Regions from separate parts of the Homo sapiens genome. Here region 2 is linked to region 1. Evidence: read pairs that join two places in POLR2A ChIA-PET (ENCODE). Cell type or tissue: GM12878. All regions are shown on one strand. Each heading gives the region's core, and the rest is flanking DNA. Links, peaks and the distances in the headings are about the cores only.

What was found. ChIA-PET counts read pairs that join two places held together with the same protein. Peaks named below come from ENCODE experiments on the same cell type or tissue, not always from the same donor. Only the 100,000 strongest peaks of a DNase experiment are listed, where the experiment ranks them.
Region 2: POLR2A ChIA-PET joins it to region 1 with 5 read pairs; 3 of 35 experiments call an interaction of 5 or more read pairs at or near these places.

What each region holds. Positions count from the first base shown.
Region 1 is chr1:28,142,382-28,146,775 of GRCh38, forward strand. It overlaps the pseudogene RNU6-176P and the pseudogene RNU7-29P. Among named protein-coding and RNA genes, the nearest start is that of PTAFR, 32 kb to the right of the region's middle. RefSeq lists a silencer at 2,211-2,260. In GM12878, for the core only: no CTCF peak of the experiment used is centred there; a DNase peak (open chromatin) is centred at 2,280; H3K4me3 peaks cover 1,531 bases; H3K27ac peaks cover 1,338 bases.
Region 2 is chr1:28,488,604-28,492,997 of GRCh38, forward strand. It overlaps PHACTR4 (phosphatase and actin regulator 4), which reads left to right. Exons shown (of 14, transcript NM_001048183.3): 10 at 567-622; 11 at 2,348-2,409; 12 at 3,047-3,184. Among named protein-coding and RNA genes, the nearest start is that of SNHG3, 15 kb to the right of the region's middle. In GM12878, for the core only: no CTCF peak of the experiment used is centred there; no DNase peak of the experiment used is centred there.

The sequences.
Region 1 (4,394 bases), core at 106-4,105:
AAAAAAAAGAAGGAAAATGACATGCATTCAGACAAAAATGTATGAGAAGCATCTTGCACAGTAGAGGTAAAATAAGGATCTCTGCATCCTGATTATTGCTGCGTGACCTTGGATGTAAGTCATTTCACCTGCTTGATGCTCGTCTTTCTTGTCTGGAAGATGGAAGATAGGGACCTTCACATTCTGTATCATGAAAGATGTCCACAGGGGAAGGGAGTGTGGCAGAATGAGCTTTGGAGCTGGACATACCCAGCTAGGCCAGCCATTCGCTGTGTGACCTTGGGAATCACTTTACTCTCTAAGCATCTGTATTTTGGGGGTGGGGATTTGGTTTTCATTTTTTTTAATTTATTTTAATTATATGGAATGCTTCATGAATTTGTGTGTCATCCTTGTTCAGGGGCCATATCTGTATCTCTATATTGTTCCAGTTTTAGTTATGTGCTGACGAAGCAAGCACCGCTGTTATATTTTTAATTTTTTTTTTCAGGAGGGTACTGAGTCTAATGAGGCTGCAGGGCCATGAAACCCTGCACGCTTCCTACCCATGCCTCCATTTTTTTTTTTTTTTTTTTTTTTGAGACAGAGTCTTGCTCTGTTGCCCAAGCTGGAGTGCAGTGGCATGATCTCAACTCACCACAATCTCTGCACCTCCCAGGTTCAAGTGATTCTCCTGCCTCAGCTTCTCGAGTAGATGGGATTACAGGTGCCTGACACCATGCCCGGCTAATTTTTGTATTTTTAGTAAAGACAGGGTTTTGTCATGTTGGCCAGGCCGGCCTCGACTCCCAACTTCAGGTGATCCACCCACCTCGGCCTCCCAAAGTGCTAGGATTAAAGGTGTGAGCCACTGCGCCAGGCCCCAAGCCTACATTTTTAAGTGAGGTAGTCAAGCAGGCCTCACCGAGAAGGGGCCATTTAAGCAAAGCCTTGAAGGAAGCAAGGGAGTGAGCCATGTTGCTATCCAGGAAGAAAGTAACTCAGGCAGAGGGAAGAGGCAGTTCTACCCATAGGTGTTTGGGAGGAGTAAATGACGTGAAGTTCCCCTTGCAGTAAGTGGTCAGCAAATATTGAGTGGCCACCTCTGTCCCTCCCCTTACAGAGCTGTCAGGATCCAGGTGACATCTAAGAGCACCTTCTAGCTCCAGTGACAATGACCACTCTGGCTTCTGAGGGTCTCTGGAACACTGTGTTCATGGACGCCATCCACCCTCAGGAGTACCCTCCCTAGCTGAGCACAGCCTGAGCCCAGGGAACAGTCATTGCTGCTGGGGCTTCAACATGCATAGGGAGCACAGAGGCCTCAAAGAGGAAGCCAGAAACAGCAAGGCGGAGGCCCTCACCTTCCACTGGAGGCCTCTTGGGTCATTCCCCCAAGACAGCCCTGTCCCAGCGCTTAGGAGGCTGTGCCTGGAGGGGCTTGGGCAAGGGTACAGCCACATGGTGGAGTGGGAGGAGAGAAGGAAAGGGACCCATGCTTACTAAGGCAGATCTGGCTTTGAATATTATTATGCCACTTAGTAGCTCTTTTACCTTTATAAATCTCTGAACCCTTCTGAGACTCGATTTCCCTATCTGTAAAATGGGCATGAAATGTTCTATTCTGTGGGGTGGTTGTGAGGACTCAATGACATAAGATAGGTGAAAGTGGCAAGCAAATAGCTGGGTCCCCCTTCCTTCTGTACCAGGTACCTGAGAGGCAGCCACTATGTCTTATTCAGTCAGCTTGGGTCCTTATTTATTTTATTCATTTCTTTTTTTCCCTTCTTTTTTAAGGGGCTTTCTGGCAAAAACTGAAAAGCCTGCTAGACAAATTCTAAAAGAGCTGTAACATTTGTTTTATTCATTTCTGTCGGGATAAAACCACCCATGTTTCAGGGAGTATGAGGTTTCAGTGAGATAACAGATCAAAATTGTGCTTAGCATAGTTACTGGACCAAAATAGGCACTCCATAGGTGTTTGTTGGGTACCTAAAGGGATGGAGGGATGGATGGATGGATGGATGGATGGATGGTTAGAGGGATAGATAGATGGATAGAGGGATGGTGGGATGGAGGGATGGATAGGTGGATAGACAGATGGGTATGTGGGAGGATGGCTTGCTGGTAGGATATCAAAGGGAATAGGACTTTTTATACAGAAATACCAAGTCTGCACAAAAACCAGGTGCTTTACAAGAAGGTCTTATATCTCTTTGTGGCCTTAGGTCTTGAGCACATATATAACACAGATGAGTAAAAACAGGCATAAATGTATCCAGGTCTAGTCAACTGTGACCTCCACTTACCACTCTTGGGTCTATGACTCATCTCAACGAGGCCAGATCTTACATAAGCAAGCATTCTCCAACTGAGATCACTGGTGGTTCCCTGAGGCAAAAGCTGAGATCAGGGGCAAATGCAAGGTGAGGCTTTCCTGATACACAGGATGCCTTGGAAATTCTAATCAGTGATGTTTCATCAAAAGAATTACAACTCAGCTTTTCCCATAATTCCTGTCACCGTTGCAAGAATGGAGAGATGCAGGTGAACAGCCAGCCCTGCATCCGCTGCAGCTCCACACTGTGTAACTTCTGCAATCACTTAGTCTCTCTGAGCCCCACGATCTCCTTAGTAAGATGAAGGGGTTGAACCCTCCCAGCTCCAAGATGTTCTGATTCTCTGAAAACTCCCTACATCTTCCTTTAAAATATGGACCTAGAACTTTGGAAGAACATGTATTACATTTCTTTTCCATCTATCTCTATAGAGTCTTCTCAAAACCTTTTAAAATATTTGCATGTATCTGTCAACATGTCTGTTTATGCTAAACCCTGGGGAAGCTGTACACTTTGGAGACAGACAGATCTCAATTCCAGGCTATATGTGAGAAACTGGAGACAGATTATTTAGATCCGGTTCCTGCCCCCCAGGATAGGAAAGACAGGCATTGAAAGGAATTAATTTCAATGGTCACAGTAATTAAGGTATACAAATGTTGGACCCTCCCAGTCCCAAAATGCTGCCTGGAGGAATTCAGAAGGCTACCTATTGGAGTATTCTGGGATATGTCAAAAAGAAGAGGGGAGCTGCGGCAGCTCAGGCCGGTCGTCCTGGCCCTCGGGGAGGCGAGGCTACACGTTTGAGGCCAAGCCTGGTCAACACTGACAAAAAAAAAAAAAATTGGCCAGGCGGTGAAACCCCGTCTCTACTAAAAATACAAAAAAATTAGCCAGGCATGGTGATGGGCCTGTAATCTCAGCTACTCGGGAGGCTGAGGCAGGAGAATGGCATGAACCCAGGAGGTGGAGCTTGCAGTGAGCCAGGCTGGCGTCACTGCACTCCAGCCTGGGTGACAGATCGAGACTCCATCTCAAAACATAATAATAATAAAACAAAATAAAATAAAAAAGAAGAGAAGGGCTGGGTACAGTGACCCATTCCCGTAGTCCCTGCTACTGGGGAGGCTGAGGTAGGAGGATCACTTGAAGCCAGAAGTTCGATCCTGTAGTGTGCAATAGGCATGCCGGTAAACAGCCATTGCGTGCCAGCCTGGGCAATATAGCAAGACCCCACCTCCAGGAAAAAAAGTTTAGAAAAAAACAGAAAAGACAGAGGATACAGGAGGAGTAAAGGTGGCTGTACTGGGGTGGTGAGGAGATCAACAAGGCTGGAGCATGGGCTACAACCTAATATACTCCTCCCATCCCCCTGATCCCCATGAGCGCATGGTCTATGTGTTGGGGCAACATCCTGGGAGAAGCAAGGAGGTAATCACAAGTCACTGTCTCAGAACTGTCAGTTACTCTTGTTTTTTTTCCAATTAGAGACAGGGTCTCGCTATGTTGCCCAGGCTGGTCTCAAACTCCTGAGCTCAAGCAATCCTCCTGCCTTGGCCTCTCAAAGTGCTGGGATTGCAGGCATGGGCCCAGAGTTATTCTTTATTGAGACCCTGTGCACTTTATACCCATCAAAGTAGAGTTTCCTAAAGTGTGTACACAAGTCACTGAGACATGTCAAGTGACTTTAGACACAACACAGAAAAACTATTTTTTTTTTTTGAGACAGGGTCTTGTTCTATCACCGAGGTCAGAATGCAGTGTGGCATGATGATCACAACTCACTGCAACCTCAGCCTCCTGGCTCAAGCAATCCTCCCACTTCAGCCTCCCACAAGTAGCTGGAACTACAGACACACACCACCACGCCTGGCTAATTTTTTTAATTTTTTAATTTTTTTATTATTATTATTTTTTAGACAGAGTCTCACTTTGTCACCCAGGCTGGAGTGCAGTGGCGCGATCTCGGCTCACTGCCATCTCCAACTCCCGGGTTCAAGTGATTGTGATTCTCCTGCCTCAGCTTCCCAAGTAGCTGGGAAGCTGGGATTATAGGCACCCACCATCATGACCGGC
Region 2 (4,394 bases), core at 106-4,105, 350 kb after region 1:
GCAACAGAGTGAGACCCTCATCTCTATTTTCAAAAAATTGTAAAAAAAAAAAATCTAAAGAGGGGCATCTGAGTCATAGAAGAAGTTTTGTGAAAAAAAAAATCTATATATAGATATATGTAATTTCATTTTTCATCCTGATTTTCTGAATCAGAATTTCTGTTAACGTTTCTTGGGAATCTGTGTTTTCTAAAAAGTCTCTAATGCTTCTGAAGGAGCAAATTTGTTTAGGAGCCACCAGTTCGGTCCAAACCTTCGCTTCACGGATGAGGACACTCAAGGTCTAACTGAACTTTTTTGTGCTAATAGCTCTTATCAAGGTCTAGAACTAGAATCCTGGCCACTTGTTTGCATATACAGTTCCTTTTTATAATGTGATATCTGTGTTAACACTTTTAATGTGAAATTGTTTTATAAACAATCATAAATAAATGAAATATATCAGTTTGAAAATTTGTTGATTTCTTACTTATATAGGGGCTAATATATACTGTGACCAAAAAAATCTTTATAAACAAGATTGGGAGGTTTAACATAAACATTACCTTTATTTATCTCATTTTTAGGCGACTGAGTCAAAGACCAACACCAGAAGAACTAGAACAACGCAATATATTGCAACGTGAGTCCAGTTATGGAAATAAAGTTGTATAGATTTTCTTTGTATGTTTCTGACTTTAATATACATAAAAGAAAAAAGAAGCGTTTGCTACAAGGGCTAAGGGAGAGTGTTCCAGCCAGGCAAGGACTATTTATTTCCCCATGAAGGAACAGAGCTTACCAAGCTTCCTTTGGAAGATGCTATTATGGTATTGTTTAGTGTGCTGTGATACTCTAGAAAGCTTTGTTTCAGTGTTCTCACTGTATCCTGGAACTGCCTTGGGCATTTGGGAGGCTTTGACAGTATATGGGAGATGTGCCCAATTTTTCTGTTTTCAGGGAGCTAAGGAGGTAGCTGTGCATATGGAGACCTTCCTATTCCTAGAATGTGAGGGCTGGGGCCCAAAGCAAGTCCCAAATGCAGCAGCTTTTCTCTTGGTTTAATCCCTTAAGACTTTCTTACCTCTGTAGTTACCAAATGGGACCATATATTTAATTTGCTGTCTGTGTACATAATTAATTTCCTGAAATAGCATTCTAATCTAGTACATATTTCATTTGTTTTTCCAGAATATAGAGTGAAATTTGGCCTTAAAAGTCTCCTCACTGAGAAGGTTTGGGCTTCCTTGGGGCTATTTGTGAGCATGTTCAGTCTGACCAATCCATCCCCTGTTCTCTCAGCACTACTTGGGTATACACAACTTAATAACTTAGTACATTTTCTAGTGTGGGAGCCCTTATAACGTATCACACAAAACTCAGTGTGATCACCATTGTCCATTCTTAGCAGTTACTCTTGAGCAAGAATCTGCAGGCTTTTCCTTAAAGCATACATAGTAAACATTTTGGGTTTTGCAGGCCAAAAAGCAAATGAACAACTATACGTAATAGGTCCTTACAAAACCATTTAAAAATGTGAAGACTATTCTTAGTTCATGGGCAGGAAAAATACAGGCAACTGGCGAGATGTGGTGCCATAGTTTGCTGACTCTTGCTTTTAAGTATTTGTATCGTTGACAAGAAAATTGTTTTGTTTAGCCATCCCCAAAGTTAGTATTTTATTCTGATTTGGGCCTATAAGAAATATCTGGGCCGAGGCGAGTGGATCACAAGGTCAGGAGATCGAGACCATCCTGGCTAACATGGTGAAACCCCGTCTCTACTAAAAATACAAAAAAATTAGCCGGGCATGGTGGCGGGCGCCTGTAGTCCCAGCTACTCGGGAGGCTGAGGCAGGAGAATGGCGTGAACCCGGGAAGCGGAGCTTGCAGTGAGCCGAGATTGCGCCACTGCACTCCAGCATGGGCGACAAAGCAAGACTCCATCTCAAAAAAAAAAAAGAAAAAAAAAGAAATATCTGGGCTGGGCACGGTGGCTCACGCCTGTAATCCCAGCACTTTGGAAGGCCGAGGCGGGTGGATCACCTGAGGTCAGGAGTTTGAGACCAGCCTGACCAATATGATGAAACTCTGTCTCTACTAAAAATACAAAAATCAGCTGTGCATGGCATGTGCCTGTAATCCCAGCTACTCGGGAGGCTGAGACAGGAGAATCGCTTGAACTCGGGAGGCCGAGGTTGCAGTGAGCCAAGATTGTACCATTGCACTCCAGCCTGGGCAACAAGAGCAAAACTCCGTCTCAAAAAAAAAAAACAAAAAAGAAATATCTGTAATGTAATTACTAAAACGTTTGATATGCAAATTGTCATTTGTGAGTAATATTCCTTCCTTCTGATTGTCAACTGTAGCTAAAAATGAAGCTGATCGTCAGGCAGAAAAACGAGAAATTAAACGTCGGCTCACTAGAAAGGTACTACTGCCTGTGTGTTCAGTTAACTATATGTGTTATATTTGGATGGCCTATTTGATTGGAAATGAATTCACAGCTGGGCACAGTGGCTTGCGCCTGTAATCCCAGCACTTTGGAAGGCCATGGCAGGAGGATTGCTTGAGCCCAGGAGTTCAAGACCAGCCTGGGGAAAACAGTGAAACCTTGTGTCTACATTAAAAAAAAAAAAAAGAAGAAGAAAGAAAAGAAAAAGAAAAAAATGAATTTGCAGCCTGGGCAACATGGCAAGACCCCACCTCTACAAAAAAAAATATATATTAGCCAGGCATGGTGGTATGCGCCTGTAATATCAGCTACTTGGGAGGCTGAGGTAGGAGGATCATTTGAGCTTGGGAGGTTGAGGCTGCAGTGAGCTGTGATTGTGCCACTGCACTCCAGCCTGGGTGACAGGGCAAGACCCTGTCTCAAAAAAAAAAACAAAACAAAAAACCACCTGATAACCATAATCACTGGGGGTGGGACCTCCAGGGATCAATAGTGTCTAAAGCTCCCCCAGGTGATTCCAATGAAGATTGAAGCACTGGGTTAGAGGCAATTTGAATGCATGATTGATGCCTAATTATTGGCTTGGTGAACTAAGAGGCTCCGTTTCCTTCAGCTCAGTCAAAGGCCAACTGTCGCTGAACTCCTTGCCAGGAAGATTCTGAGGTTTAATGAATATGTAGAGGTAACAGATGCTCAAGATTATGACCGGCGAGCCGACAAACCTTGGACCAAACTGACCCCTGCTGACAAGGTACCTGGAAAGCACTCTCTTGCTTTTTTTCTCTTTCTCTTTTTCTCTTTATTTGGAGGATCCAAGATACTAACTAGAAGGGAGAACCATAAACAAAACTTCTAGTTTTAATATAATATTAAATTTCAAATCAAGATACAAAATGCCAAGTTGAACAAGTCAAAATGTTATACTAACTCAGTATGTTTTGGTAACTCCACCACCAATACTGAAAGAAAGAAAATCCCTGCTATCTCACAGAGTAAAAATACTGGAAGGAATAAATACATTTCAAACAGTGGTTGTTTGGTTAGAGGGAGTTTGGGCTATATATTTTAGTAATTACCAATATTTCATTTTTATAATGCTGTGAAAAACTATAAAAGCTGGCCAGGCGTGGTGGCTTATGCCTGTAATCCTAGCACTTTGGGAGGCCAATGCAGAGGGATCACTCGAGGTAAGGAGTTCGAGACCAGCCTGGCCAACATGGTGAAACCCCATCTCTACTAAAAATACAAAAATTAGCTGGGTGTGATGGCATGCACCTGTAATACCAGCTACTTGGAAGGCTGAAGCAGGAGAATTGCTTGAACCTAGGAGGTGGAGGTTGCAGTGAGCCAAGATCATGCCAATGCACTCCAGCCTGGGCAGCAGAGTGAGACTCCACCTCAAAAATAAAAATAAAAAATTAAAATTAAAAAAAAAACAAAACTAGCCAGGTGCAGTGGCTCACACCTGTAATCCCAGCACTTTGGGAGGCCGAAGCAGGTAGATCTCTTGAGGTCAGGAGTTCAAGACCAGCCTGGCCAACATGGTGAAACCCTGTCTGTACTAAAAATACAAAATAGCCGGACGTGGTAGTGCGCACCTGTAATCCCAGCTATTCGGGAGGCTGAGGCAGGAGAATCGCCTGAACCCAGGAGCTGAAGGTTGCAGTGAGCTGAGATTGCACCACTGCACTCCAGCCCCAGCAACGGAGCGAGATTCCATCTCAGGGAAAAACAAAAATAAAAACAAAACTATAAAAGCTACAATATATCTTTCAAGATTTTCAAGTATTTTGATTAAACTAAAAATTTTAGGTTTATTATGAGACAGATGGGTATCATTGTGTTGACCTGGTGTCTGGGTTGCCTGTGAGGGGTTGCAGTGACTTACAAAGTTAAACACAGTACAGAAAAATGACAAGTTACACTGCTGTGCAAAGCAGCCAGAAGAAGCTGAAACATTT